2 separate regions of the Homo sapiens genome follow, and region 2 is linked to region 1. Evidence: chromatin loops called from intact Hi-C (ENCODE). Cell type or tissue: IMR-90. All regions are shown on one strand. Links, peaks and the distances in the headings refer to the core of each region. The heading gives the core; the rest is flanking DNA. Region 1 overlaps SH3RF3 (SH3 domain containing ring finger 3). Region 2 overlaps SH3RF3 (SH3 domain containing ring finger 3).

Region 1 (16,944 bases), core at 5,051-13,050:
TAGGCACAAGAGAAGAATTTTGCCCCTTTTCTTTAGTTTCGCAATAACATCTGAAATGCACACCAAAATTGAGGAAAAGGCAACATTCTTCTTTCTGCAACCCACAGAGTTGGGGAGACTTACCACACATTCCAGTGGGACAGACACTGGGCAGAAGACATTCCTTCCAGCATGTTCCCTCTAAGTATCTCACAGCTGCCCCAGAGTGGGAGCAAAGGAAATGCATGCCCGTGCTACATATATTTCATTACATGTTTTAAACTTTTAAACCATTTACTCCACTTAGATGAAATTCAATGTTTTGTAAGGGCCAGGGATGTTGACTTTTTCTGGTCAACATTCTCTCAATGCTAGTCAAACTGTCACCATGACTAGGGGTCCAAGAACCCATTGAAGAAAGTTGCAGTTTATCTGCACCTAAAGTTAAGAGGTTCTGCAGAGAGACTTTTGGAAACCATTCACATTCATATAACTTTTATTTCTCTCTTGTGCAGTTCCAAACCTTACAAAACTGGCTGAAGCTGGGTTGAAGGTGGGCTGAAAGTGAGGCTGGGCCTATGTAAGAAAAGGCATCTCCAGCCTCCTTTGTGTCACACTCCTGCAATTCATTTCACCTTCCTCCTGCTTTCTTACTTCTTGGCTCTAAATCAAGCTGAGCACTGCCCTCTTGCAGCCTCTAGAAATGTGCAAATCTCTCTGCTAAAGTGTCCTCCCTTGAGGGAGGCCTGTCAGCTCCAGACTTATCATCAGCCTTCCACCTCTGAAACTTGCTGCAGGAAGGCTGCACCCCAGTGCAGGGAAGGGAGAATGGGGGGATGTGTTCAGTTGTTCTCCAGCCAGCACAGAGGGAAAGACACCGCTCCAGCCATGGCCTCTGGAACCATTTGAAGCCACTGATTTACATCTCATTGAAAAAGTCTTGGTGAATAACCCCACCTGCAGGTCCACTTGATTCTTTGGGGCTTGACTTTTTCCTCATGCGGATTTGCTCTCAATGCAAAAGTCTTTTCCTCTCATGAGTTGTGTTTTTTTCCACATCTCCAGGATGTTTCTCAGATGGAGAGATTTAGAAGCAATCAACCAGGCTTCATGGGGTCTGGTCAGAGACTGGACCTGGTAATTGGGAAAACCAGGAGAAGGCTGAGCACAGAGGGAACACCAAACAAATGCGCAGAGAAACCACACGAGAGAAACCAATGTAGGAGAGAGGGGAACATTTGGAGATGAAAGAGTAAGAAAAGGAAGAGATAAATATTCCCAGAAGAAATGTGAGAGGATTCCAGGCCACTGGACTAAGATGACTGCCTCTGTGGACACATGGCCAATTCCTCAAGAAGACCACAGAGCAGCCACCAGGACGTGGGAGGAAGGACGTGGCCAAGCTTGTCATGACCACCCCGTTAACAACCCCAGGGAAGCCTCAGCTCTCAGCCCTGCTCAGAGCATGGAGAAGGCAACTGGGAGTCCAGGGATATATTTGACACTCAGACATTCCACCTCTGGATAACACTGTGTTCAGGTGAAATATTTTCATGTTCCTGCCACCAAAGTGGTCATGAACCACTGTGGTTCACACACACAAATGTGGGGGAGAGGAAGACCATACTGACAGATCACAGGACACAGTGATGACCAGGAGCATACAATGGTGAATGGCATCATCCCACGCTGTTTCTGGAATTCCCTTCCTATATCAGTACCATGACCTAGGCATCCTGGATAACCTGGAACGCTAGATTAGAAAGTACAAAGATGATTCTGAATGCACTGTCGAAATCAGAGGCTCACAGCCCCACCTAGAAAGTGTTCTTAGAAAAACAAACATGTGTAAACAAATGAATCTAGCCAAGTCCTCAGATGTAACTACCAGTTTACAGGAAATACAGGGAATGGAGGAGCAGGGGAGACAGCACCATGAGGATGCAGCCCACATAGTCAAGGGTGGGGCAGCTCTCCAGGGAAAGGGACTATGTTCTTCAACAGATTAATGGCATGAAGGAAATAGGTGGAAAAGAGTAGGAACTTCCAGAAATAGAAAGAAGTAAGAGAGATGGAATCCTATGCCATGAGTGGACCTTATTTGAATCCAGGTTTGAACAAAACAAGCATAAAAAGACATTTTAGAGACTATGAGGGAAATCCACACATGGACTAATATCAGGCAACTACTGTTAATTCTGACAGTGTGACAATGGTTTGGCTGTTTTTTGTTTTAAGACTTCATCTGTTGGTAATACATACTGAAATATTGAAGGATAAAATAATATGATGCCTGGGATTTTCTTTAAAGGATTCCCCAAAAAACAAAAAAAGTGGAGGGACATATGGAATAAGCTTGGCACCATGTTGACAGCTGCTGATGCTGGATATCGCCTGACACAGGGTCATTGTCCTAGACCCTCCATGATTGTGTATGTTTGAAGGTATCCATAATAACAAGAAAAAGAAATGAATTGCTAAACTGACACAAAAGAAAATTTATGCAAAGGGCAAACATGAAAACAGGAACACTGGGAAGTGGTATGTATATGTAAAAGTCAACTGCTTTTCTATCTACCATGCACAAGTAGCTAAAATATATAATTAAAAATACTTTATATTTTTGTTGCTATTTTAAGTGGTACTAGGTAGAAATTTAACCAAACATGTACATTTCCTTTATGGAGGATATTATGCAATTTTACTAAAAGATATTAAAGATGGCCTAAATAAATTGCAAGAAATATGATGTTCTTGAGTAAGAGGACTCAGAAAAGCTGTAATTTTCTCCCAACTTGATGTATAGTTCAAATGCATTTCCAATTTAAATCTCGACGGGATTTTCAAGTACTTGACAAAGTACTTGACAAATTGATTTAAAATGTATGTGGAAGAGTGAAAGTCCTTGCCCTGCTAAAATATCAAAGCTTTAAATAAGTTACAGTAATTACAAAAGAATAGTTTAATCAACAATAGACAAATAGACCGATGGAACTGAAGGGAGGGTCCAGACACAAACATGTGCAGATGATGTGATTTACCAGCGGCAGGGAAAGGCTGGGCTGTTTAATCAATGGTGTTGGCAAGTTAGGTTATCTAGATGGAAAAAGAAATTGTCCTCCACCTCATCCTATATACAATATTATTTCTAGCTGAATTAACATCTTAAATGTGAAAAGCAAAACTATAAAACTTTTAAAAGTTAATAAAAAGCTCCAGGGTAGGAAATGATTTTTAAATAAGACACAAAACACTGACCATAAATGTTCAGTGGAACAACATTTAAATGTTTTTAAAAACCTTCCATTTATCAAAAGACATTAAATACGAAGGAAAAAGACAATCCATAAACAGAAGATATTAACAACACATTGCAGAAACAAGGTATTAGCATCCAAAATATGTCAATAACCCAGCAGTTGAACTGGAACCGAATGGTAGAGCCAGCGTGCTCAGGTGTGAGCCCCTGCTCTCCCCTCACCTGCTGGGGAACACTGGGCCAGTGGCTGTGCGCACCTACGGATACTCTCCCATGAGACAGGCGTCCCCCTAAGAAAACCTACTTTATTGGGAAGGACTGAAACAGTTACTGTATCCAGAACCACTTAGAACAGTGGCAGTAAACACCAGGTAAGAACTACCCATCTATCTTCAAGAACAGATAGATCTTTCAAGAAAAAGATAAGTTAACTTAAACAGGCATTGTAGAAAAGGCTATGAACACAAATGGTCCCCAAAGACCTGAAAAGTGACTCAACAGCATTGGTAATCCAAGAACTGCAAATTAAACCACAATGAGATGCCATTTCACACCCACCAGATTGGCAAAAATTTAAAAGTCTGGCAACAGCAAGTGTCGGCAAGGGCGCAGAAGGAAACGTCTCTCACCACTGCTGGTAGGAGTGCAAAGTGCTGCCTGATCGCCAAGCCATCCTGTTCCAAAGAACATAGTATTCTCCAGGGTAAGGATGTACTTCTACATGAACATTAAAAAAAAAGAACAACAACAACTGAAATACCCATTAACTGTGAAGTAGATAGTCTATGATATACTCAGATCCATGAAAAACTGTACACTACATAAAAAAACAAATGAGCGACATCTATGTACATCAACACAGCTGATTCCTTGTTGGGTGGAAGAAGCAAGTTACAGAAAAACACCTTCTGAGGCTAAATCTGTAATATTCAGCACCAAGAACAGATAGATAAAATCAAATAAACAATGTAGACCCACATACGTGTGTGTCCTTAAATGTTTTACCATGGTGGAGAAAATGTGGCATACGCCCAGGATACCCCTGGAGGGCCTCTAGGTCTCCACATTTCTTAGGCTGATGGTAGATATACTAATGTTTGTTGTTGTTCTTCTTTAAACATGACATATACGTTACGGTTCACAGTGAAAATATCATTAAAAATAAAGCAGAAAGACTATTCATTTCTAATGGAAACACTATGCATACTTTCAACCCTCTCTGAACTTTTTCCCAGGAGTGATTTGGAACAAAGGGAGGTGTGGTCCCTGCTCGGGCCAGCATCTTTGCCCTGCAGTAATAAGGAGGGTGCAGCAGGCACCTGAACCCCTACACACTACTCCAGGCTGGTAGAGTCTGCAGGACATTCCAAGGAACATGTAGTGATGCCTGGCTTGGAAACCAGGAGATGAGTGGGCATATAGAAAAGAACCTTCTAGCGATCAGTGCTGAGAATGGAACAGGCTGCTTTGGGAAGTGGTGAGTGAGTTCTGTAACTGTTTTGGATTAAAGCAGACTCAGAGCAGCCATATTAAGGGATGTTGTAAAGGGGCTGTGTCACTGGGGGAAGCGGGGAACCAAGAAAGGAAATGATATGCTGTACATGGTGGCACATGCCTGTAGTCCCATCTACTCAGGAGGCTGAAGTGGGAGGACTGCTAGAGCCCAGGGTTTGAGATTACAGTGAGCCATGATCACACCACTGTACTCCAGCCTGAGTGACAGAGCAAGACCTGGTCTCCAAAAAAAAAAAAAAAAAAAAAAAAAAAGAAAGAAAGAAAGAAAGAAATTAAATGGCAGTCCCTGAAATCCAATGACTCCTGGGATTCTACGATTTCTTGGCTTACTCTGTGTAAACCGACTCACTTTGACTCCAGCCATGCCAGCTGGAGGGATGAAGTGAGACACTGATCTTCACAGAAAATTAAAGACCAGTGAGTTGTTTCCGAGCACTGCAGAGGAAATGTGGCCAAGGGACCCCTCCCTGACCTCTTGGGCCTTGTCAGAGCCATGGCATCCTCCCTTCTAGCCTCTAGGAAAAACAAGACACAAAAACCACACACATTTTAAAAACATCTCTTACGCAAGCCAAAGGCCTCTCCCAGAACAAACTTTTCCTTGCCAAAACTGTGTGATTGTATTTGTCTATACTAGTCATTACTGTATAGGAATGGCAAGAGGAGAGGGTTTGGGGAAGCGACAGCTCCACCGTTCCTTCCAGGAGACAGTGTGCCAGCGTGCGTGCTTGCACACACCTCAAGGAGAGGGACGGAGAGTACTGTCCTTGGAGTTACAGGCAGATTCATAGTTGGTCTCTATCCCCGTCTGGACATTCATGCTCTCCTTCAAGTCATTTGGCGCTTATGCAGCAATTCTAATTTCATCTACTTTACTACCAGCAGGGATCCACAGCTTTGGGATCCAGGAGAAAGGAGTTCCAGGAGAAAGGATCAACTTCGCCTTCTTCAAATACTGTCTTCAAAGGGCTTATTAGCACTTTGCAAATATTAGTCAACAGATCATCAACCTGGTTTTCCTTCTATTAAGATGACAGTTGTAACTTTCATTATTATTTTAAAATCTAAAAGATTAATCAAAACTACTTCACATCCACTAGGATGGCTAAAATCACAAAGACTGGCAATAATGAATGTTGACAAAGATGTGGAGAAACTGGAATGTCATACATTGCCGGTGGGAATGGAAAATGGTGCAGCCACTTGGAACAACTGCCTGGCAGCCCCTCAGAAGGTTAAAGAGAGTTACCATGCGACCCAGTACCCCTACTCCTAGAGCAGTGGAAACCTGTCCACAAAAAACTTGTACATCAATAGTCACAGGGCACTACCTGTGATGGTGAAAAAGTGAGAACATCCCAGATGTCCATCCACTGATTAATGGTATAAGCAAAATGTGGTCTAGCCACACAATGGATTATTATTCAGCCATAAAAACATGAAGTAGTGAAACATGCTACAACCAAGACGAACCTTGAAAATATTATGCTAAGTGAAAGAAGTAAGACACAAAAGGCCACATATTATCTGCTTCCATTCATAGAAATGTCCAGAAAGAAAGATCCACAGGGACAGAAATTACATTAGTGTTTTCCAGGGGCTGGGGGAAGGGGAACAGAGAGTGACTACTGATAGGTATGGCATTTCTTTTTACAGTGATGGAAAGTTTCTGAAATTAGACAGTGATGGTGGTTGCACAGCTCTGTCACTATACTACAAATTACTTTTAAAAAGATAAAAACATAAGAAAAGCTAAAAGATTAGCACTCTGAAATATTTGGAGACCTAAAATAACAAAAATAATTAACATCTATAAAACATGTTGACAGCTTAGAGAAGCATCCTCATGCCCACTCTTACAGGAGGGTGGAAGAGCAGGCCACCTTCACCTTATCTCCTCGAGGCACAGGCTCAGGGAGCTTGGCGGACACACAGCTCAACCTCACCAAAACCCCATGCACATCAGGAGTCTCCAGCCCCAGTGCAGATGCACATTCAGCTGAGTTCAAGCTTCGCTGGGGGCTCAGACTTATGCCCCATCTACCACTACCTACAATATTCTTCCTGGAGAGGGACAGCATGCTACCAATCACTAACAGAGAATGCACTTGGGTTGGTTGTTTTTCTAAATCTCACTGAATATTCTTTGGGATAGTATGTGCATATGTGTGTTTGTGATTCTTCATTTACACAAATGCCCATTGTGGTGAATATGTGGATCCTATAGCTGGAGTCATACAGGTATCTTCTTCAGTTTGTCTTCCTCTGTGTCACCTGCTTCATAGACACTTGCCCCTGTGCCAGTCAGTGCCTGCTATACACCCAATGACTCCCAGCCCAAGACCTGATGAGCCAGAGGGTCCTGATGGCCCCCGGCCCTCCTTCCCACTCTAGAAATACACACCTCCCCTTCCCACCCATTGCATTGTCTCTGGAAGCCGAGGCCTCTCTCTGGAGCATATGCTGGGAGCCCGGGCACAGTGGCAAAAGCAGAAGCCCCACAAAGTCTGCAAGCTCCCTCCTGTCTCTGATAAAACATTTCAACGAGACCACCTAGGGGTATAAGAAAATCCCTCTGCAACACAGCTCAGCAGCCTTGCCCACAGTCAGATTTGGCCTCTTTATATTGCCTGCCCACTCTCACTAAATTCCAATCTAGCCAGGGAAAAGCCACCTCTTGGCCTCATCTTAACATTACAAGGTTTGTGCATGGAACTTTAATTGATAGCAATAAAGCTGTCTGCCCATATCCTGATGTGGGGAGATTTGCAGGCACCAGAAGCCTGATTTCTGAGTTGGAGAAGGGTTCTTATTTGAATCCTTATTTGCTGGAAAAGCAAAATATGAGCTGATCATCTACCTCTTAATGAATTAGAAATCACTTATGTGGGTGCCCTGTGTGCTCAGCTAATGAGTCCTTTTTAAAAGGTTATTTCTGCTGGAGACCAGCCTTTGACATTTGACTGGCGACTACTGCAGATTTATTCATTCAGCAAATTTATTCTTGCAGTAACTCTCAAAATCAGTGCACACTATTACACAGCACAGGCCCTATTTGTGAAATTATTTATAGGCTTATTTAGAAATTTCAGCTTCCTTAAGATGGACAATTTTATTGGCTGATTTAAGCTCAACTCTCAGGCAAAGACAACTCACCCGCCTCCTAGTTCAGGCTCCTGGATTCCTGCCACCCCAACTGCCTAGTCTGCCTGTGGGAACATTTCGGCACATGTTGAAATGTTCTGCCTCTGCCGGCCCTGGCTGCCCTCAGACTCCATGGGTTTACAGAGCAGGATCTGGATTTATGACTTCAACAGGAAATGCAAAATACACAAAGTTCCAGCAAGAAGGGAGAAGGAGTGGTGATTATTCGGGGGATTCCAGAATGCTTGAAGGGGCGCTGAGTCTCCTGTGTATCCGTGTCTTGTCTCTCTCTTCCTCCCCCTTACTCCTTACCCTTCTTTTTCCCTTTCCTCATTCTTTCCCTCTCCCCGCTTCTCTCCCTTACCCTTTCTCGCTCCTTGCTGTGCCTTCCAGTTGCCAAGGTGACTTATTTTAAAAAGAGCCATCCACTTCTTGAAATGTGGTATTTGCTTTCATACTGAATAACGAGGACCAATCATCTTCAGAGCTCTGATCCTCCAGAAAAGGGCCCCATCTCCCCTTCAGAGAAGTCCTGAAGTCCTGACCACACTGGGACTTGAAGTAAGCAGTGGGAATCCACTGGAATTTGGCAGAACCTTGGGATTGTCATGGCCAGCCTCTGATGTCAAAATGTGACCAATCCCTCGCGAACACATCTCTCTAGCAGAATAACAGTAGTTGGAAGTAGATCTTCCCTCCAAAAATCTGTCTATACTTGAGTTGCACGGCAGGGGGCCAGGGTTGACACTTATTACAAATTTATTCATTTTTGCCAGATCCCTTCTGCCACAAGAGGGTTTTATCTAGACAAGGTTCCTAAATTGGCTTTGCAAAATGTAATCCTCTATTGATTGTCTCATCTCCTGTAATCCATCCAGTTATTGGAGAATGTTTGTTAAATTTCTATTTTAATAAAAACATCAACCACAACATTTATCTTCCTTTGTTAAATGGAAACAAAGCATAATCTAATTTTAAAAATACTATAAGCTGATAATCAAAATTCAACAACTGTATGCCCTGAACTCAACTAATTTCCACTTCAAATGCTCCTAATCCACATAGGCTTTGGCAATGAATGATGACGTTCTGGTATGGAAGAGGCAATCTGCATGCCACATTTGCTCTACCAATTTACTAAATTAAGTGGCAAGACAATAAAGGAATGGCGTTTTAATGAGAACAGCCTAATTAAAAGTGAATCCGAGGATATAAGGTTTGAGTTCTATTACTGACTGCATACCTCAAAGAATGTGAAGAGCTGCAAAGAAGCGTTTGAGAGGTGCATCCATGCACATGGCGTCTTGTGTGTCCGTGAGTCTTTCTTCCATGAATACTACTTATCACTAATCATTATCAGTAGTAATCATTACTTACATGTCTATAAGTTATCAGTAAGAGCAGCCATTTTTGAGCTCCCATGGAACAATCTATGTAGGTATGTAGATGCCTTACATACAATCTAATCCATATCCTAAAACCCTGCAAGATGGCAATATTACCATCACTTTACAGATGAAGTGTTTGTGGTTCAGAAGGTTAACCCAGGTGATGAGTATCGTAGGGCAGGGATTTGAATCTTGGTCTGGTGCCCGAATCCATGGCCATTCCATCTGACCACTCTGCCTGTCCATGTACAGCAAGCAAAGCAATGTGCCTCGAGTTTTATTTTCTCCCAGCAGAAAGTTCATCTGCCTGACGTTGTTTACTTGTCTGTTCATCTGCGGGGCTGATATCTTTACAGAAGAGGAATGCCAGTAATTTTACAAGAACAACAGTTGTGCATATTGGGTGTTATAGAGCTGGAATCCAGCACTGATTTTGGTGACCTAGTAAGCAGAGGGTTTAGACATTCTGATTAGGTGGGGAGAGGCCTAAACTTCTCCCAGATAACAAACATGTATCCAGCAGGTAGGACAGCCTCCCTTTGAGCATGAAAGGGTATAACTGGCCTTGGTTAAGAAGACGTGAGGAGGAAGTTGTGGCTCACTGCCGAGGATGGGCGCCTGCGGTGGTTCCAGCAGGAAGGATGGTTTTGCACTCACTGTGGTGAGATCAAACGTTGTACCTGCTGCTCAGGTGGGCTTGGGAAAGGGTGAGGGCCTGTACCTCCCTCTCTAGTCCAGGTGGCCACTGGCTGCTGTGCAGAGAACAGGAAGGAAACCTCTGCTCTCATTCCCACCGCCCTCCTCTGCCCGGAAAGCAGCCCTCAAAAATGGAATTAGAGTCAATGAGCCGAGCAGAGGCAAGCCGAGGGCTGTGACGGCCATGAGAACTGGGGTGAGAGAAGAGTTGTGTTGCTTCTACAGGCTTTACAGGAGCACTAGTAGGACTTGGTTCCAGGCCTAAGGAAGGGACCATAAGAGGCCACCCCCAGCTTCGAGGAAGTAGCTCCGTGAAGACCTAGAATGGAAACAGCTCCAGCTGGGAACCTCCAGAATAGCACCCCCCACTCTCCATCACCCACTCTGACTTCTCTTACTTCTCACAGCAGCTCGTTCACCTTGCCCCTGCAAGGAGGGACCCCAGATGTAACCACCGGGGGATTTCTAGGTCCCAAATGCAGGGCAAATGGGCTGATACTCCTACTGGCTCTCTTTCCTCTAAGGGGACAGAGGTGCCTTTGTTTGGCTGGAAAAAGCTCCAGATTGGACTGGGCAGTGAAGGGAAACAGCCACACACGGCCTGGACAGGCTGGGGGCAGGCAGGCTGCACCTGCCCACACCATTTGGCTCCGGCACGGCACTCTTCAAGATCGCACACTTTAAAAAGAGAGGAGGAGATGATAAGGGGAATGTTTAAAAACAACAGGGATGATAAGAGAAGATGGGGGAGTGTGGGGCTTTCTGTTCTGGAACGAGCCCCACTGGGCTTGTTTTCAGCCCTGTGAGCCCCCTCTCACTCAGAATACACATCTGTACTAACATGTGTTTCTCTTGACCACCGTCACTACCCCAGCAGAAGTGCAAGAGTAAGAAAACGAATCACTTGTAAATCCAAGCTTTCAGCCCAGCAGGCTGAAAAGGATGCCTGGGTGATCCCCGGGACCCCACTGAGCCCACAGGCAGACACAGCTCAGGACATTGTCTCTTTGCAGTCAACTAACCTGCACTGGCTTAGGAAGAGGGGAAATAAATGTAGAGTTCATATCACGATGCCAGGAACCAACTCTTTCTCAACTCCAAAAAATGCAGCAAGCTTAACACTTGGTCCTGCAAAACGATGCCACTGTCACTATCTGGCATATACAGGGCGACAGCCAAGAACAGGGTACTGGAGAGTTACTAAGCCATGCCCCCATCTAGGCAGAGATGGGAGTGCCTCTTCTGCAGACACCTACAAGCAGCTGCTGTCCCTAAAGTGAGCTGTTCCAGGCAGGATACAAACACCAGGATCGATGGAGAGCCACTCCTTTCCCATCTGTAATCCCAGTTAGCAGAGGGCTTTGATCTGTTCTGGGACAGACACTTGAAATACAAATGTTCTCAGGGAAGTTATGAAGTACAGTTTCATTACATATTGAATTCACTTGGCTCACCTACCAGAGGCAAGGAATTCCAGCTGGCTTTGGTTCCAGAAGTTCATCCCTCTTTCTTCTCCAAGCCAATGTCTGCCTCTGAGTGGATGGGTGGCCTCAGGCCAGAGCTCGTCAGGGCTGGGCTTTCATGCTTTGTCTTTAGATTGGATGAGACCAGAAGGGTCAGTATCTGGCGGCTGGCCAGGGCAGCCCCGGATTCTGGCCAGGGCATGATCTGAGAGACCATTCTGGCTTCCCTAGGACTCTGATCTCACAGCTGACAAGAGACAAATGCTGCCCCCAGTGTGAGCATGAGACGATCCCCTCAGGAGCTGGCTCTACTCACATGACTTTGAACCAACACACCCGCAAGGACAAACCACAGTTCTCTCACAGCGTTTATCCCACGGTCGCCAAAATGATTGTGCTATGATTCAGTCACTCAGATAAACGCGTATGCCGAGAGCCACCCTGGCTTTGAGAGGAGGCCTCACACAATTCCCTCCTAATCTTCTGGCGCTCGGCGGCATTTCTTCCTCACCCCAGGTCTGTGCAGCGAGTGGGCAGAGGACAAGCACTGGGGACCGGGCTGGGGGCCGGGAGGCACCAGCCAGTCACGCTAGGAGGAGCAGTCGCATGGAAATGCTCCCGAACATCTGGGGCTGCGCTCAAATTTCAAAGTGATTCTTCTGCTTGCACAACTTTACAATCTCGGCATTTGCCAAATGCTTATGTTTTGCTTAATCTGAAATTAGGCAAGGATTTCTAGTCTCTCAATGTCCCTAGAATGGTTTTTCTGCTTAAAGGGGGCTTTTTTTTTTTGCGTACTGAAATTCAGCGTGCTCATGGCTTAGAAAAACAGAGGAGAGAAAGGATCACGATGATCCTCCCTGCCCTTTGCTTTTTAATGCCTGGCCTTCCGTTCAGATGCAGGCCATCCTTGGCCTTTGCCACAGAATCCATCAGGACAAGCGGCAGAGTTGTGCGAGTCCCCTCAGCGGTGCAGCCAGCGAGCTGCTGCTGGCCACATACATCTTTCCTCTTGGCTGGGACTCCAGTTATGTGCCTTCCTGAGAAACCTGACCCAAGACGGATGCGCTAGTTCTTAAAGTCCTAGGATACATCCCCAGTTAGCACCAGGACACTACAAAGGCACTCACGAGCAGAAGCCTGTTCACAGGGAGGCACCCTCGCACTCCACACTGACCTCACTGTGATTCCGTGGTGGAGAAACTGCAGCAACTAATATTTATGTACCTGAAGTCATTTAAACTCAGCCAGTTCTCTTTTTCCAGGCCCAGCAAGTCACAGAAACCAAGGTGGACTTTGACTGTTCTGTACCTCAGAAGGAGCAGGGAAAGAGATGAGGCAGGCCCGGCAGAACGAGACCTAGAACCAAGTCCCTGCTGTGAACGGGGCTGCTGCCAGAGCTATGCCTCCCAGACCCAGGGGAAGAGCAGGGTGGGGGGCTGGGCCTCCCCAGCATGGAGTAGACAGTGTCCCTTCTGAGCGCTAACAGGGAAAAAGAGCCCCAGACCTCTGGACTCTCCTCCACCCCCTGGGGCTGGGGCGGCACCTGCCCACCTGCCCACAGACGCCCCCTCAGGGACAGGCATTGCTGTCGCCCTGTCACCATGGGCAAGACTTGACGCTATCTGTGCACAAGCAGGAAATGCTACACTAGGAGATTCCATCCGGGTGGGAGGTAAGCTGGGGTCCCGAAAACCCCAACACCATGAAAACTTACATCCACAAAACATTTCATGAAACTTACATCTCATGAAAACATTTCATGAGAAACCCACTCATGAAAGTTTAGAGCAGCTTTATTCATAACTGCCAGAATGCGGAAGCCACCAAGATAGCCTCAGGAGGTGAGTGGATAAACAAACTGGGGTCCACCCAGACAATGGAGTGTTATTCAGTGATAAAAAGAAATCAACTATGAAGCCATGAAAAGACATGGAGGAACCTCAAACATGAATTACTAAGAGAGAGAAGCCAGTCTGAAAAGGCTACGCACTGTATACTTCCAACTGTATGATGTTCTGGAGAACGCAGAACTACAGCGACAGTACAAAGACCCACGGCAGCCAGAGGGTGAGGCCAGGGAGGGATAACCAGATAGAGCACATGGATTTTTAAGGGCAGGGAAAGTACTGAGTGTGAAACTCTAATGGTGGATACATCGCATTATAGATTTGTCCAAACCCGTGGAATGTCCAACACCAAGAGTAAACCCTAATGTGACACCACTCTGGTGGCTGATGCTGATGGAAAGGCTGCACATGGGGGCGGGGCAGGAGGTCTATGGGAATTCTCTGTACCTTCTGCTCAATCTTGCTGTGAACCTAAAACTGCTCTAAAACAGAAAGTCTATTTAAAACAGAAAAGCAGAGGAAATCTCTAAGAGGAGTGATAAGTTCTCTCCATGTCATGGGCTACCTTGTTAAAGGCTGTGTGTAGTGAAGATCACACTGACATCACACCTGTGTTCCTCCTGTGATAGACAGGAAGCCAGAGCCAGGGAGAAACATGGCACCAGGGCTTCTCCAGGAGCAGGGGCATGTAGAGCCAGCCACCATCACCTGGCAACATGTCCTCCCTCCATCCCCTTCCCAGCATCCACCCAGCCTCCTGGACCGAGGCCCACAGCACTGATAGCCCAGTTGGAGCTGTGCAGATCTGCTGCGAGAGATGAAGCCCAAGAGCCAGGACACTGGTGGAACCTTCCCCAGGCCCAAAAGTTCAGCAAAACCAGCTCTGAACACCTCCTCCAGCCTGCCTTGCCCTCTCTTTTTGAAAGCTTTAGGTTTTTCCTGCTTTACAATTGCATACTGGAAATGCACTTTTCTAACCACATCTAATCTCTAAATACTGGGAATCTTTGCAATTTGGGTGAAAAAAGCCCCTGATGCATGCACATATAATCTCACACAGTCAGACCAAAAAGACTTCTGCTAATGCATCTCAAAAGGCTCCATATTCTCCAAAACAACCCAGAGACACAGACCTATGCTGGTCGCAGGTGACGTTCTGGGAACTGGTGGCTTTGATGCCTAGATCACGTCCTGACAGGTAAGATCAAAGGTCATTCTAGGGTGGAAAAGCGACGACGTCCCTTCCACACCAAGGCAGCAACCGGCATTCACCTGAATACTCTAAATGTCACAATAGCCAGACATAATGAGATGAAAGAGCCCCAGAGGAACCCTGGGTGGGAAAGCCTGGACTGAGACAGAGCTCGCCCCTTTATAGACTGCCAGGAAAGCCTGCACAGGCGTCTCTTCTCTGGACACACACGTCCTTGTGCATCACTGACAGTTTCTGAAAGTTCTGCACAGACAGTGCACAACAGGCACACATGGTCCCCTTTGCTTACACCAAAAACGGATGGTCGTTCTGTATATGCACATTTTCATACTGAGACAGTTCCTTACTGCCTCTTAGTAAAAGCAAGTGCATTCTACAGACACAAGCTATTGCTTCCCTGCAACTATCCTACAGAGATAGGGACAGAGGTTTACTTTGTTTTGAATCACTAATGGAGTTGCAAGACTCAATGAACAAAGCACTTTACCTGGCTTGGCATTAGTTAAGAACTCCAAGTTGGTGTTGGACCCAGGGCCCTATTAAATTGCTGGGTGTTTCCCAGTGGGCACGTCTTTCTGCCTTACTATGGAGAGACTATAGCCCTCTCCACTCAGAGGACTCACACTTGACAAGGGGGACCCAGAGAAAAGTCATCAAATAAGACTTTCTGCTAATTATACTCAGTAAAGTAAAACAGGTTTCCTTTTTCTTCATTATTGTGGAGCAGTGCTGTCCAGTGGAACTTTCTGCACTGATGGAAACGTGTCGTGTATGGGCTCTTCAATGTGGTCGCTGTTCACTGAGTGTGGTCGGTGGCTACCTTATGGGACAGTGCAGCTCTGGAATGCCTGCTGGGGGTTCTCAAACTGTGGGCTTTGCCAAGAATGAGATTCATACGGGGAGACGAAGTTTCTTTTGGTCACCAGCGAGGGCTTAGCTCTGCTTCAATCTCTACCAACTCAGAGGGTCTCCTCTAATATTTTGGTGGTCTGATTCTCCTATTCACTAGACAGAAATATGATGCCAGTACTGTCACACCCTAAATTAAACAAAACCAAAATGGCAAAATAATTTACAGAATAAGAAATTGGCTGGTGGATATTATGCACTTGTAAAAAGATTCATCAAAGGTTTCATCAAGGAGCTGGTTTGCCTTATGCATGTAAAGGAGGATTAATTTACAAGTTTATACAAACCTTTAAAGACCATGGAGAGTGACAGACACATGCAAATTAAGATGGAGACACTATTTATGAAGTGGCAGGAATAATAAAAATGTATTAGTTGATGGTGCTATTCATATGGTAGAGAAATTCATTCCTGCACGGAGGTGACATCAAAGGTCATGCCGTTTCAGGCTGACCTGCTTTCCCCAGGGCAATCTGGTTCCTACCCTCTATCTCTGCTCCCTGGCTATACCAAGGCAGGGTTACAATCACTCTTATAAGATCTATGGGATTCACCCTTCAACGGAGCCATTTTCTGGAACCCTGAGCCTTTGGGATAACTGAGGATTTATCAGTTTAACCATTTCAAGAAATAAAACTTTCTCCTAAAACATATGCCAAGCCCCTGCTTTCTCAAGCAGGCAGCATTAAATATACATGACCCACATGGTTCTGGTGCCCCCATCTCTGGACACCCACCCGCTGGTCTCCCGGGACACAGACCACGACCTTGGCACCTGCAGTTAGGTGACTGCCCAGGCCTGCTGCTTTCCGCTACTGTGTCCCCCAAGTCCACACTTGCCCCGGGTCTCACGGCCCCTCTCTTCCCCCATAGCCTCTTCCTTTTCTCAGTGTCCAGTGTCCCACAGCCTGGTACTCCTTCTTGTCACTTTCCTCCCAGTTCCAAAGCCTTCAACTGTCTTGTGCCCTACAAAACAAAGTCCAAACACGGCACCCTGCATACGGGTCCCAACACACCTTTCAAATATCTCCTCCACTGCCACTCTTCAAATCCCTCTGCTCTGGCTGAGCCCACCTCCCTCCTCTCCCCCACATGCACTGGAATAAGCCCCTCTGTTTCACTCATGCTGCCACAGCTGCCTGGAGCAGCTGACCCCATCGCTACAAAGAAACCGGAAGCACCTTTCAGCTCAAGGCACATGCCATCACCTACAGAGAATCAGTCTCTCTCCACTCATCTCCCAGAATGTTTTCTTCCCATCCCCCTGGGATGTTGAGCCTGAGAGGCAGTGAGCCCCACTGCTGGCCGGGGCCCCTACTCAAGGCTAGGAGGCCTTGGCCAAGGACAGTCCCTATCTGGGCCTCAATGTCTTCCTCAGTGATGCTTAAGACCATTGCGATGACCAACTGGTACAGCGCTCACCCAGCAAGGAGGGCAGGGCCTGGCCCATGGCAAGCACCCAAATGTCAGCCAGGGAGGCCTGGCCTTGTATCCATGCCTCTCATGAGCACATCTTAAAATATGACAC
Region 2 (12,943 bases), core at 4,502-12,501, 180 kb before region 1:
TTCAGAGCTAACAACAGAACTTCTTGGAATCAAGCTTCTTTACCTGTAAAATGGAGATGATACGAACCACACTTCGGGGGCTGTTGTAAGGATCCAGTGACATAACATATGTGACAACTCTATGCAGATAAAAGGCTGTGAATAGTCTCCCTTCCCTCCATCTGAGAAGCCCCCACCCTGTCCTGCCCCACCCTCTGCAAGGCCCCAGGGGAGGCCTCCAGGAGTGTGGCTCCCTCTCTCCAGGGTCCTCACAAGGTTGTTTAGGTGCCTCTCTAAGATCAAATGTCTTGTGCCATGGCCACCTGTGTGTTGTCTTTGCAGCTTTGCTGAGAGCTAGTGGTGCTCACCCTCCTGGCTCACCCTGCAGCTCCCAGCATAGGCCTGGCCATGGAGCCTTTCTCCCGAGAAAGAAGACTCAACGCCCCTCCGCAGTTCAGGTACACCACCTGTCAGTGTCAGTTAGAGGCAGGGATACCAACTCCCATCACAAAACCCACAGGGACTGAGGCCTCAACTGAAGGCCCAGCTCACTGGCGGCTAATGAGGAACATCTCGGCTACACAGGCCAAGTGGTAGACTACTGTTCAGATAATGCCCTGACTCCCACTGTTCTCTCTGTGGTTGCTAAATCAGTAAAGGCAAATTACTTGTTTGCTTAGGAGCATGGATCTGGAAAACAGGCAGTGAAGTACGTGATTTGAATGTAAAACGGCACCAGGCCCTGATGGGTTGCTGTGTAATTTCTATAGGCAGAATACCTCCACTTGGCAAGCTGGCTGGGACGGCCTGCCAGGCACCCTCTCCAGACAGACTGTGATGGGCATTGCCTGCATTTCCTCTGGCTCTCCTCTTCCTACACTCTTGTGCTTGAGGTATCAATTCTATTAGGGAGTACAGGTTTGGCACCCAGCTTTTGAGTTCTGAGGGTAGACTTGACATTGGATAAGTAGACTTGAGTTTGAGTCATGGCTGTCCACTGAACTATGTGACCTGGGGCAATTCATTTAACCTCTTACAACCTTGATTGCTCACGTAGCAAATGGAGGCAAGAGTGGTATCCACACAGCCTTGTCCGGAGGGAGAGTGAGCACACAGCAGGCCTCCTTACCACAGTGCCAGGCCTGCAGCTACCTCCCCAGTGACTGTCCATGCTGTGTTAATCTTGTACGAGTTCACTTTTTTAAAAAAAATTATTTTATTTGCTCATACAAGGGTCTATGTTGCCCAGGCTGGACTTGAACTCCTGGGCTCAAGCAATCCTCCTGCCTTAGCCTCCAGAGTAGCTAGGACTACAGGCATGCACCACTGCCTGGCAAGGTCACTTAATTTTTATGGTAGAGTAAAATGGCTCTTTGCTAAGTGTTCTTCCAGCTCAAATGTATACGTAGATGTGTCTCAGCCAAGAGAACAGTGAAAGCCTGTTTCAAGAAACACGTGGTTCCAGGCATGGATCAGGCTGGCGGCCCAGCCCTCTGCCAGGTGTCAGGCTGGCTGATTGGAGACAGATGCACCTCTCTGGAGATCAGTGGGCTCCTGGGCTCTTCTGTTGGTGGGATTCCCTGCACCCCCATCCTGTGCTCCAGGGAATGGCAGCCATGGCTCAGGCGCCCCAAGGGCCAGAGAGACAAGGGTAAGACCAGGAGAGTGCTGGTCTCCGAGGTTAATACCAGGCACTTCTGGTTACGAAGGACTTGAATAATGACAAGAAAAGGAGGCGAGTCATCTACAGCAAGCCACCCTGCCCTTCCAGGCACATGAGCCCCTAGAGGGGAACTGGAGACCCTCCCCACCCAGCCCACCGCTGGCTTCTGTGGCTTGGCTCTTACTGCCCAGCTCCTGGGTCTCTGGCATGTGCTGGGTACAGACATTTGATGTCACGACTCTCCCATCTCCTTGACTAATGCCATCCTGATACAGATTCGGTGCACCCCACACAAGAGCACTGAGAGGCAGGTGCGTAAGCCAGCTGGGCTGGTCAGCAGGCAGGTGGGCCAAACCTTCAGGTTCTGCTCCTACCTGGGTCCCTCTTGGCCTCTGCTGGACCCTGCTCCTCCCAACACGTAGACACAAGCCTTCTCCATGTTCATTTTTATTTAAAGACTCAGAAACACAGGCATCATGGTTTGTCATCACTGACAAGTCTTCCAAAATCACACGCTGACATTTGTGTCTAACAAAAACACTTGGGATAGGGTGTGTGTGTTTGTGTGTGTGAACTGTGCAAAGTACAAAGGATCTCCCAGTCGGCTGAGCCTGTTTTGAAGTGCCCGGCCTGGCATCACCCCATGAGGATGCCAGGAGAGCACCCGTGGCCGCCATCCTCTCTGCCTCCCTCTGGGCAGAGGCCCCTGGTGGCCTGCAGTCCTGTCCCCTCGGTGTCCACTGACTTCAGCCATGGCTGTGGACTCTACCATGCTCCTCAAAGGAAATCTCTGTGGCCCCCCAAGGCCACTACATGGCTAAGATGTGTACATCATGGGGCCAGGATGAAACATAAGGGTTAGTTTCATCTTAACCGCCAAACATGTGTACCCTTTGAGGCAAGATGGCCTGAAGAAAGGGCTAATTCTGCTCCTGCTCTTCTCTGCGAGCTACATCATCATGAAGGCTGCAGGGCCTGAACGAGTTTAAAATACTCAGAAATGCACATGGGCCATGCATTTCCTCTGCTCTCAGGCAGCCCGGCATTGGCTCCAGAGCTCTGGCCAGACCCACGCATCGCTCTCCTTCCTAAGGTGGCACCAACGCCCACCCGACTCTGCCCTGAAAGCGGCCAGCTGACATCCTCCAAAGACATGGAGATATTCGCCCCAGCTCTCTACCATGCTGCATGCAGTGGGCTGTGTCCTCGCCCCCCACCAGGAGGGTGAAGCACATTTCTACCTGAAGCACCACGTGGGCCATGCCTGGGAGAGTAAGAACGTTCAGGTTACTCTATTCTGTTGCTTGGTACCTGCGCGCCTTAAAAAAAAGACTTCAAAAAAGTTACCTGGAGACTTGACTTGGTCTGGTTTCCCTGGAGAACACCTGCGTCATCCAGGTTGTTGATCTGTGCACCTCTTTGGTGACAACGTGAATTTAAACACGCACAGGATTTTGGTGCAGGATGGGCAACTGATGAAGTTTGGCAATAATGGTAAATAGAGAGCTTTTGGTTGTCATTAACCTGGCACACAGAAGTTACTATGTTTAAGCCAGACTTTTTCTTCTTTGATTCTGAACAACTTCTTTGAGTCTATTAAATCTATTATCATCTTGGGGGAGGGAAAGGCATGACCCCCGCCGTGTGGTGACCACCTGGAAGTAACAAGTAGCCAAGTCACGTCCCAAAACAGGAACTCTGAAAATAAGCGGCCCGTGTTTCAAAGTCTTCATGCCAGGCAAAAGAATGTATTTCTGGAATTGGTTACATCCCTGAAAACCAATGACACCCTATGTTACCAAAGGCTAGTTTCTTCAGCTTAATTTAAGTCTGAATGGTATTTGTAAAAATATAGGTGGAGAGAGGGGTGATGGATCAAAATTTTGAGGTGATAAAAATGTGTTCCTAAGGTGTGAATCTTGAGAACAAAATTGTCCCTGAAGGGCTCCTGATCAGTCTTCCTGGGAAGTGAGCCATGGTGCTAATGAATATACATTCATCAGCCCCACTCAGGGAGGTCCCAGCATCAAAGCTGCACCTCCTCCTCTCTCGCCCTCCCAACTCCCCGATCTTGCAAGCCTGCAGCGGTGCTGCAACCCCCTGATCTCCTTGTACCTCTGGTCTCCAGCAGATGAAGGTTTGCACTGCCTGAAATGGGAGCAGTTATTTATTTTTAAAAAAGAAGAAAAATGGTGGTGGTGATCTAAACTGTTGTAGAAACTGCACATTTTGATACCAAGAAATCATCTTCTGAGAATGCTAATTGCAGTTCTCTCTGAGGCAATAAAGGGAAGATTTTGCCTTCCCGGCTGGGGTTGACCTGCGTGCTCCTTCTACCGCCACACAAAAGGACAATTATAGTGGCCCTTCCTCGAAATGTTTCCAGGTCTTGAATAATAATCATCACCGTCTAGACAGAGCGCGGGGTTTTGGTAAGAGTTTAAAGAAACCGGCTGCTTCCAAGCTCCCTCCGACCCCCTCAATGGATCCACCCCGCCAGCCCCCAGAGTACTGGCCAGCGCTGAGGTGCGGGATGGCGGCTTCTCGGCGCTCTCCCAAAGCCATATGGGAAATATAAAAATTCTGCCCCTTTGATGTCGCCTCAGACATCTTTTCTTTCAAGCTCAACCAAGTCATTATTAGTTTTACAAAAAGGCAGCACCAGATGTATGAAAAATAGGCAATGTCTGACCTATTAGAAATATATAAAGTCTAACAGCTTTATGTTAAAAATATGCTGTAAGAAAGAAGTAATGCAAGGGACAATGGTGGTGAACAGAAAGTGTTGCTTATACTACTGGCAGGCGACAAGCCCACAGATTCTGCTCTGGTTCCCAACAGGGGCGGTGGGGTGCCCCTTCCGGGGCACCCCCAGGGCCTCACAAACACCCCTGCTGAGCAGCCGGGCGGCAGGTGACTGAGGTATATAGAATGGTGACAGAGCAACCTGGGCCCCGCGGGAAGCCCAGGGCAGCCCAGAAAGATGATCTCCAGCGCTCCTGGCCCCCATGCCACCCACCTCGCCTGCAGACCTCCTGCAACCTCCAACCCTGCTTAGGTGGTAAATGAGAACGCTGCCATGGCTGCAAACCACAGCCACAGGCCTGCCTGCGCCGGCACCTGCCTCTCTTCCTCAAGGTGCTTTCTTTGCAGTTTCCACAGAGGGGGTGGGCATTTCCTTGAAGAACATCCCAGGTGTGCTCTCCGTTTGGGGGTTTTGGGAGAAGGCACGACCTCCACAGTCCCTGGCCCCCACCCTGGGCCAGGGTATCCCCCGCCAGGTGCCTTGGAGATGACCTGGAACCCTTGGGGCGCCATGGCTCCCTCTCTGTGTGCCGTGGAGCTTCCCAGGCGGCCTCCCCCTCTGTGAGCTGGGTGCAGGGAGCACCAGTTCTCAGAAGCTCTCGACGAAGCTGCCCGGGAAGAGGCCTGTGCGGCCGTTCCGCTGCAGGGTCCCCTTGTACCAGCCGTCCTCACGCTTCTTGTGCACAAAGACGATGTCGCCTTCCTTCAGCTCGATCTCCGCCTCACTCTGGGGTGGGTACGAGACCACCACGCGGTACCTGGGGAAACAGCACAGTGGGTGAGCCCCACACAGACAATCTCCATCTGCTGGGTCGTGCTTTCTCTTCTTCCCTCGGTGTAAATTATTGTTATTTGCTGCTATTTTCCCACTTTATACAATTTCTATTTATCTTTATTTTTAATTTTTTCAAAACTCTGGAAATTTTTCATTTTTTAATAAAAAAAATTTAAAAGGCATTTCCCCCTGCTGTCCTTTTAGACGCTGATCTACGAAGAAGCTGGACTGTTTCACTCCCTTGAAGATTCTCCACCCAAGCACAGCCCCCCATCTCATATCCACGCTCCTGCCCTGGCCCACCCACCTAGACTGCGGCCTCCCAGGGGCAGGGGCGGGGGAGGGTCAGGAAAAACTGTGTCCCCATTTGCCCCATCCCAGTGTCAAGACCCTGGGCTCGTGTCCTCACCTCTCCCTCTGCAGGTTCCTCTGAAAAGCACGCTCCTCAACTGCAGCACCACCTCACAGGTTGGGGCCCAATGTGATGTGTGAAAGGTACTTGGAACATTGTTTATGTAAATTGTCCTTATTTTTTTGAGACAGGGTCTTGCTCTTCCACCCAGGCTGGAGTGCCGTGGTATGATCCTAGCTCACCGAAGCCTTGAGCTCCCAGGCTCAAGTAAGCCTCCCACCTCAGCCTCCCGAATAGCTGGGACCAAGGCACATACCACCATGCCCAGCCAATTTCTAATTTTTTTTTGTAGAGATGGGGTCTTGCTATGTTGCCCAGGCTGGTCTTGAACTCCTGAGTGCAAGTGATCCGCTGGCCTCAGGCTCTCCAAGTGCTGGGATTACGAGCATGAGCCACCGTGCCTAACCTGTCCTTATTTTTAAATGTGCTCCAAAAATCATAAGATTTTTTTCCCAGTGCCTTAGCATTGGAACTGGCTGAGGCCACAACATCAACATCAATAAGGCCCAACTTTCCCCACATCTCATTTCCACAAGACTTGGGCCCCCTGCAGCCTCTGAGGCCTCTTTGGAGTCCCTGTCTTCAGACCAATATGCTGTAGTGTGGAATCAGAGACAGGAGCCTTCCCTGGGGTCTTCCCTGCATGGCCTCCGCCTGCAGGGACCCAGGGGCATGGGGTGTGCTGCGTGGCAGGTGCTGGAGCTCTGAGTGCACCCCAGGGGCTCTCTGGGCTGTGGCAGGTGCTCCTGGCAACACTTAGCTGTGGCACTGACCAAGAGTTCTCTCCTCGACCACACTCCAGCCTGGCTCCTCTGAGCCCTCTTCTTGGCTGGGCCTCACCTCTGCCTATAACAACTTGAACAACCACTAACATAGCTTCTAACAGCTCAAGGTGGCATCCCTAGGCTGACCCCAGTCCCCTTTAAAGTGCCTGCCTGAGAAACCTCACGGCAGCCAAAAGAATCGACTGTGGGTTCCAGCCACACCTGAGGACAGCCACACACTGTCTCCTGACTTCAGTGAGCACGTCAGCATGTCCAGATGTGTTCACACGGACCACCCGCTTCCACCATCTGTAACTTTTCACTTCCCCCACTCTCCTGAGCCCCCACTCGCTGCCTCCCTGCTCCCTCATTCTCTCTTGGAAACCCCCAGTCACTTGTGTGCCAATTGAACCTGAGCTCAGCTCAGCCTGGACCCTATTCCCCATTGCAAATGTCAGTTATGTTGCCGATTAAAACCTGTCTGACTACTTTCACTAGTGTCCGGCTATGATTATGTTTGACAGGACACACACACACATACACACACACCCCCCTGCTCTGCTATCCCACACCCATCCTGCAAGCCACAGAGGAGGAGGAACAAGGCTGAAAAGCAGCTGTGGTGGCCCCAGGAGAGCCTTCCTCTAAAACACTGCCAAGGACGAACCAGTTGGGCCTTGTGCCCTCGGCCCTTATGCTTAGAGTCTGACAGGCAGGGCCCCATCCCCACTCCCACTAGCTGGGCCTCCCTCTGCCCTGGGGAAACTCCACAGGGGCATGCTTGCCCGAAGCCTGGCTGGGCCCCTGCACCCCCAGCCCTTTTGTGGGTGAGGATTGTGCAGTAAGGGCTGAGAGAAGATGCCCCTGGGCCACCAGGGTGTTGGACCGCACATCTAAAGCCCAGATCCCACATGTGGTGGATTTTGTGGCAGGCAGGGTGCAGCTATTCTCTCTGCCTAAAAACCCCTGGCTGACGGTCCCTCAGACACCCACTTTGCTGAGCAGCACCGAGATGGGCCTGGCAGGGCGAAGGCACTCAATAACCAGCACTGGACTGCCCGGGTACCCATCTCCACAGACGCCGAGGCTGTCTAGGAGACACGGCCCCCGCGGCTCTGGATGCCTTCCCTGGTGGCCTCCGTGCAGGTCTCCTGTGGGTGGCTCCTGGTCCTGGCGGCTGCCCACTCTGGGCCTCCTGCTTTCACCCTGCTTGGACTGAGTTGCCTCACAGCTGAGGCTCCTTTTGGGCAAAGGCTCAGAGGGCTCCAGCAGTCCCCATCCCTCTCAGAGGAGGGGCCACAGTCTAAACGCCCCAGCATTCCCAGGCCCTCCACACTGCGCCCTTCCCACTCCACCAGCTCTGCCCTGCCGCGCCCTAGCGACCCCAGGTGCACCCACCTCAGGGCTCCTCCATATGCTGCTCCCTCTGCCCAGAACGCCCTTCCCTGTGTGGCCACGCCGGGCCTGCCCTTTCCCAGCTCTTACCATCTTCCACTGCCCAGCCATTCACCTGTTTACCCAACCCATCCTGCCTCCTGCACCAGTCTGCAAGCCCCATCGCCACAGGGATTACTGCACACCTGCTCCAAGTGTGGCTCACATACTTCAGGACCCCCCACAGTTCCCTGGGCCCATCCTGGACCTACTTGATACTACTTAGGGGGAATGAACTAGGGAATGTGGATTTTCAGCAGCTCTGGGAGGGAATGCTTGCACATTGGTGTCTGAAAATCGAGCTGAGTGCATGCTCAGGGAGGAAGCCTTTGCCCTTCCCCACCCCACGTGTTCACAGAGCCTGGGGCGCAGAAGCCATGGCTTTGGGGCAGTTTGGCTTGGTGCCAGGCTCAGGAAAAATGTGCAGACAGGAGACCAAGGCCCAGTCCTATGGAGTGCACAGCCCCTGGGCACACAGGCCCAGCTTGCACCAGGCTGGCAAGAGGAGGAGGCATGGAGGATGGGCTCCTGAGGCTGACTTGGGGGTGCAGTGTTCCTACTCCTGGGGAAGCAGAACAGGCCAGGTTCTGGGTCGCAGTCCCGAATACCAGCCAACTCTAAGTGTCTCAGAGCATCTACGGGTGCACGATGGTTGGACTGGTTCCCATGGGCTATCTGCCGGCGAACCAGACTCTGCTCTCAGGGACATGCAGGCGGGAAGGAAGGAGGGCAGGCGGAGGCACCTCCTTCCTCCCAGCTCAGCGTCTCTGTGAGGGCTTCCTGCTGGCCCTCCTTCAAGGAGGACAGATGGCTGCCGGGATGCAGCCAGCGGTCTGTGAAATCAGACAGCATACACACAAACTGAGGCTGCGAGGGCCCACAGGATCAGCGCCATCCTACCTGTGGCCTTCTGCCATCCTCCACCTCTTCCAAACACCTGCTCCTCCTCTCTCTTCCCCAAGGAAAGAAAGGAAGGCAAAGGGCGAGATGATTTCTCAGACTTTGAATGCAAGTTTTGGCTTTTGCCTCAACTTCCAGATGTGAAATAAACAAGCAGCTTTAAAAATATAATTTGTTAGAAAGATGTAATTTGGTGCTTCTGAGCAATTCAATGATTTAATGAGCCCAGATGGATGTGGGCTGAATTTATACGAGACAAGTGTTTAACGTTTCTGTCCAGATCATTCCAAGACTCTGAGCTGTTCTTCCTGCTGCAGGAAAGTAATTGATACTCCCCGTTATAGACACAGAGCGCCGTTGTCGTGTCCGTGTCAGCAGCTGAGGATGACAGCTACTCCCAGGTCACAACTGTGCGTCATAAATCAGCAAGCAACTCTGCCCTGCTGAGTATAATTAAGGTTATGGCAACCACAGCTAATTTTCAGACACAGGGCTCAAGGAATCCAAATGGGCAAAATCAGAATGAATTCTCATTCCATTATTATTACCATTAGCTCTGTGTGCGAGGTTTGGATGTTCTGCTTTCCTTGGGGGTCGTCTGCTTCCCTCCCTGACAACAGAGTCTGCAAAGTGGCCCTCCATGTGGTAGCCTTTTCAGAGCACTTGCTCCAACACAGGAAGACGAATGAGCCCCTGAGTCCATGGAATGTGCTGGTAACAGAGTGGTGTCTGCTAGGAACTTGGGGATAAGAATACTTCTATACCCTGGACACTAAACTGTAATATCAACACACATATTAGTTGTTTATGGCTATAACGAATGACCATAAATGTAGTGGCATCATACTATAAAAATATATTATAGTTCCGTCCATCAGAACTCCAACGTGGTCTCACTGGGCCAAAATCAAGGCATCTGCAAGGCTGGTTCCTCCTGCAGGCTCTAGGGTAGAAGCTGTTTCCTTGCCTTTCCAGTTGCTAGAAGCTGCCTTCATCCCTTCTCTGGAGGCTTCTTCCTCCATCTTCAAAGGGGAGTGCTCACATCATGCCACTCTGACCTTCTCCTCTGCCTCTCTCTTCTACTCATAAGGACCCTTTGTGATTACACAGGGCCCACCTGGATAATCCCGGGTAATCTCTTTATTTTAAAGTCAGCTGGTTAGCAACTTTAATTCCATCTGCAACCTGATTTCTCTTTGCCATGTATGGTAACATAGTCATGAGTTTTTAGGGTTTAGGGCATAGACATCTTTGGGGGCCATTATTCTGCTCACCACACACATAATGGATCAGATCAAGGAACGCTGAAATCCTAACAAAGCCATATAACTCACAGGCCATCAAGAGCTGAGGATGAGCTGATCCGATGTGAACATCTGGGGAGAAGCAGGTCAAAGGGGCAGGAGTCGGCCAGGCCGTGCTGCAGGTGCCCTCACCCTCACTGACTTACTATTATCATAGATGTCACAGCATATGTTACTATTAGAGAGGTCATAGTGAAAGGTGAAGCCAGCTGGACTTCCTGGGTCGAGTGGGGACTTGGAGAACTTTTCTTTCTTATGAGAGGATTGTAAAATGCACCAATCAGCACTGCAGCTAGGAGTGTAAAATGCACCAATCAGCACTCTGTAGCTAGCAAGAGGATTGTAAAATGCACCAATCAGCACTCTGTAAAATGCACCAATCAGCGCTCTGTAGCTAGCAAGAGGATTATAAAATGCAGCAATTAGTGCTCTGTAAAACGCGCCAATCAGCACTCTGTAAAATGCACCAATCCGCACTCTGTAAAATGCACCAATCAGCAGGATCCTAAAAGTAGCCAATCACAGGGAGGATGGAAAAAAGGGCGTTCTGATAGGACAAAAACAGAACATGGGAGGGGACAAATAAGGGAATAAAAGCTGGCCACCCCAGGGCAACCCGGTGGGTCCCCTTCCATGTGGAAGCTTTGTCCTTTGCTCTTCACCGCGAAGGTCTGTGGCTCAATTCTTGAAGTCAGTGAGACCACGAACCCACCAGGAACCAACTCTGGACACAATAGCATATATTATTATTGTTGTGTTTAGTGTGCACTCATACTTTTTCTGGTGTTAATCTAGGTGATTTACAAGTATTATACCCAGACATGTATTATTATCCCCATTTTATGTATGTGGAAACTAGGACTATAAAAATGAAGAAAGGGGGCCAGGTGCAGTGGCTCACGCCTCACGCCCAGCACTCTGGGAATCCGAGGTGGGCGGATCACTTGTGGCCATGAGTTTGAGACCAGCCTGGCTAACATGGCGAAACCCCGTCTCTACTAAAAATACAAAAATCAGCCAGGCATGTCAGTGGACGCCTGTAATCAATCCCAGCTACTTGGGAAGCTGGGCACAAGAATTGCTTAAATCTGGGAGGCGGAGGTTGCAGTGGGCCAAGATTGCACCGCTGCACACTCCAGCAGACAGAGTGAGACTTTGTCTCAAAAAAAAAAAAAAAAAAAAAAAAAAAAAAAAGGAATGAAAGATATTCAGGATGAAATGGCCGGTAGGTGGCCCAGAGTGTCTGTCTACTCAAAGCCTCTCTACGATACTTGATACTGCCAAGGTGCAGAAGAGCCAGGAGGCAGGCATCCAGTGGGCAGGAGGGGCTGGTCCCAGAACTCAGCTTGCCTGGCCCTGCACCAGAACAGACCAGGGTTGGTGTAGCTGGGGAACTGGGGCATTAGACGGTTCTAACCTGATGCCATGTGCATTTGCTGCCTGCATTTCCCATGACCACACCCGTATTCTGAGTTCCACAAGCAACTTCTGGAAATTCAGCTCCCTCTGCACATAGTCCGCAGGACAAGAATATGCCAGACACCTAAAGATGAGGTCCTCTTGGAAGGAACGGGGCATGGCCCTCTAGGTGACTTACACCCCAGGCTCGTGGGCTTGGCTCATAAGTCTACTTACGAGACTGGCCTGCTGCCTGCCAGCTGCTGGGGCAGGGCAGCTGAGCCTGCCAGCCTCGCTGACCCGGCCCCAGATTGCTGCTCACAGTACACTCCCCTAGTCCTTTCTCAGAGGAGCTCCCTCTGCAGCACCTTCTACTTGAATGTCCTTCCTCTGAGAGTGGAGAGGAGAGCAGCGCCCGCTCTCTTTCCAGAGTCTTGAAAGAGATGGTTGAGATCTGGAGGAGTCTGGGCACAGGAAAGGCCCAAGAAATGCAGGCAGCAACACTGCCCATTCCTCCTTGGCATTTTGGGGTGGAAACCTTGACCCTGACAGCCCATACTGCCCTGCTGCCTGCATTCCCACTTTCATGATCACAGGTGGGCCTTGCACACCTGAGGCCCTCCAGGAGTGCTTGGCAGCTGAGTGTTCTGGCCCCACTGCAGGGACTCTCACCTCTGCACAGGGCGCAGCCCAGCAGCTCCTCCTCCAAAGTAAGCCTGGAAGTAAGTTTTACTCACAAGTCTGCAGGGCCCAAGTCCAAGTGCTCTCTGGTGCTGTCCCAGCCCGAGGAGTCAGCATTTTCCCAGTCATGCCCTCAGCTCCGACCTGCTAGGGCTCCCCAGGATACCAGGCAGCCTGTGGCTACCATGTTGAGGGGAGGGGGCACTTCTGGGGCTCATGAGCAGTTTGGTTTCAGGCTGTTTTTTGGAAACACTTCTCTTTAATGAGTGCTACAGAGTGCTTGGGTGCAAGGAGCCACCAAAGAGTCTCTGGGTACAATGACCCCTGATTAGATGGAACACTCAGAGAACGGGAGTGAGTCTCTGAATTTTCTAATTCATCAGAGATGCCCATGACTTTATAGAAACAGGGTCTTTCAATACTTTTTATTGAGGTGTCTGGAAGTCATGTCTTTGAAGATAAAGTTGAGGGGTCTGGGGAAGAAGGATCCTAGGGGAGACATGAGAACAGCTTTGAACTATCCCAAAGTCTGTCATTCTCACGAGCCGGCAGACCAACTCTGTGACTCCAGACAAGGGCCAGGACCCATCCGGAAAACACAGGCAGCAGGTGTTGGTCCCATGAAGGGAGGTTCTGATGCGGAGGAGACTCCTTAGGAGAGGATGAGAGGTGGAGGAAGTGGAGGAGGAGGAGAGAAGGAAAGAGAAGGTGGGTGTGTGTTGTGTGTCTGAATATGTGTTTGTATTATGTGGTTGCTTGATGTACAATTTGTGTATAGTGTGTGTATCTGTGTGTTATGTGTGTTTGCCTGGTGTGTGTGCAGTGCAT

The links. Peaks named below come from ENCODE experiments on the same cell type or tissue, not always from the same donor. Only the 100,000 strongest peaks of a DNase experiment are listed, where the experiment ranks them.
Region 2: a loop joins it to region 1, with 3 times the contacts of the local background. A loop is called at or near these places in 11 of 110 quality-filtered maps.

The regions. Positions count from the first base shown.
Region 1 is chr2:109,313,393-109,330,336 of GRCh38, reverse strand. The region is part of intron 1 of SH3RF3 (SH3 domain containing ring finger 3); the gene reads right to left. It overlaps MIR4266 (microRNA 4266), which reads left to right and starts at 16,712; the gene lies at 16,712-16,766. It also overlaps a transcript of RANBP2 not described here. RefSeq lists enhancers at 11,490-12,478, 12,479-13,468. In IMR-90, for the core only: CTCF peaks have their summits at 8,641 and 12,046; DNase peaks (open chromatin) are centred at 5,236, 7,996, 8,516 and 11,796; H3K4me3 peaks cover 460 bases; H3K27ac peaks cover 4,819 bases.
Region 2 is chr2:109,493,765-109,506,707 of GRCh38, reverse strand. It overlaps SH3RF3 (SH3 domain containing ring finger 3), which reads right to left. Exons shown (of 10, transcript NM_001099289.3): 10 at 2,074-5,205. The coding sequence ends at 5,037. It also overlaps a transcript of RANBP2 not described here. Among named protein-coding and RNA genes, the nearest start is that of SEPTIN10, 110 kb to the left of the region's middle. In IMR-90, for the core only: no CTCF peak of the experiment used is centred there; a DNase peak (open chromatin) is centred at 9,077; H3K27ac peaks cover 820 bases.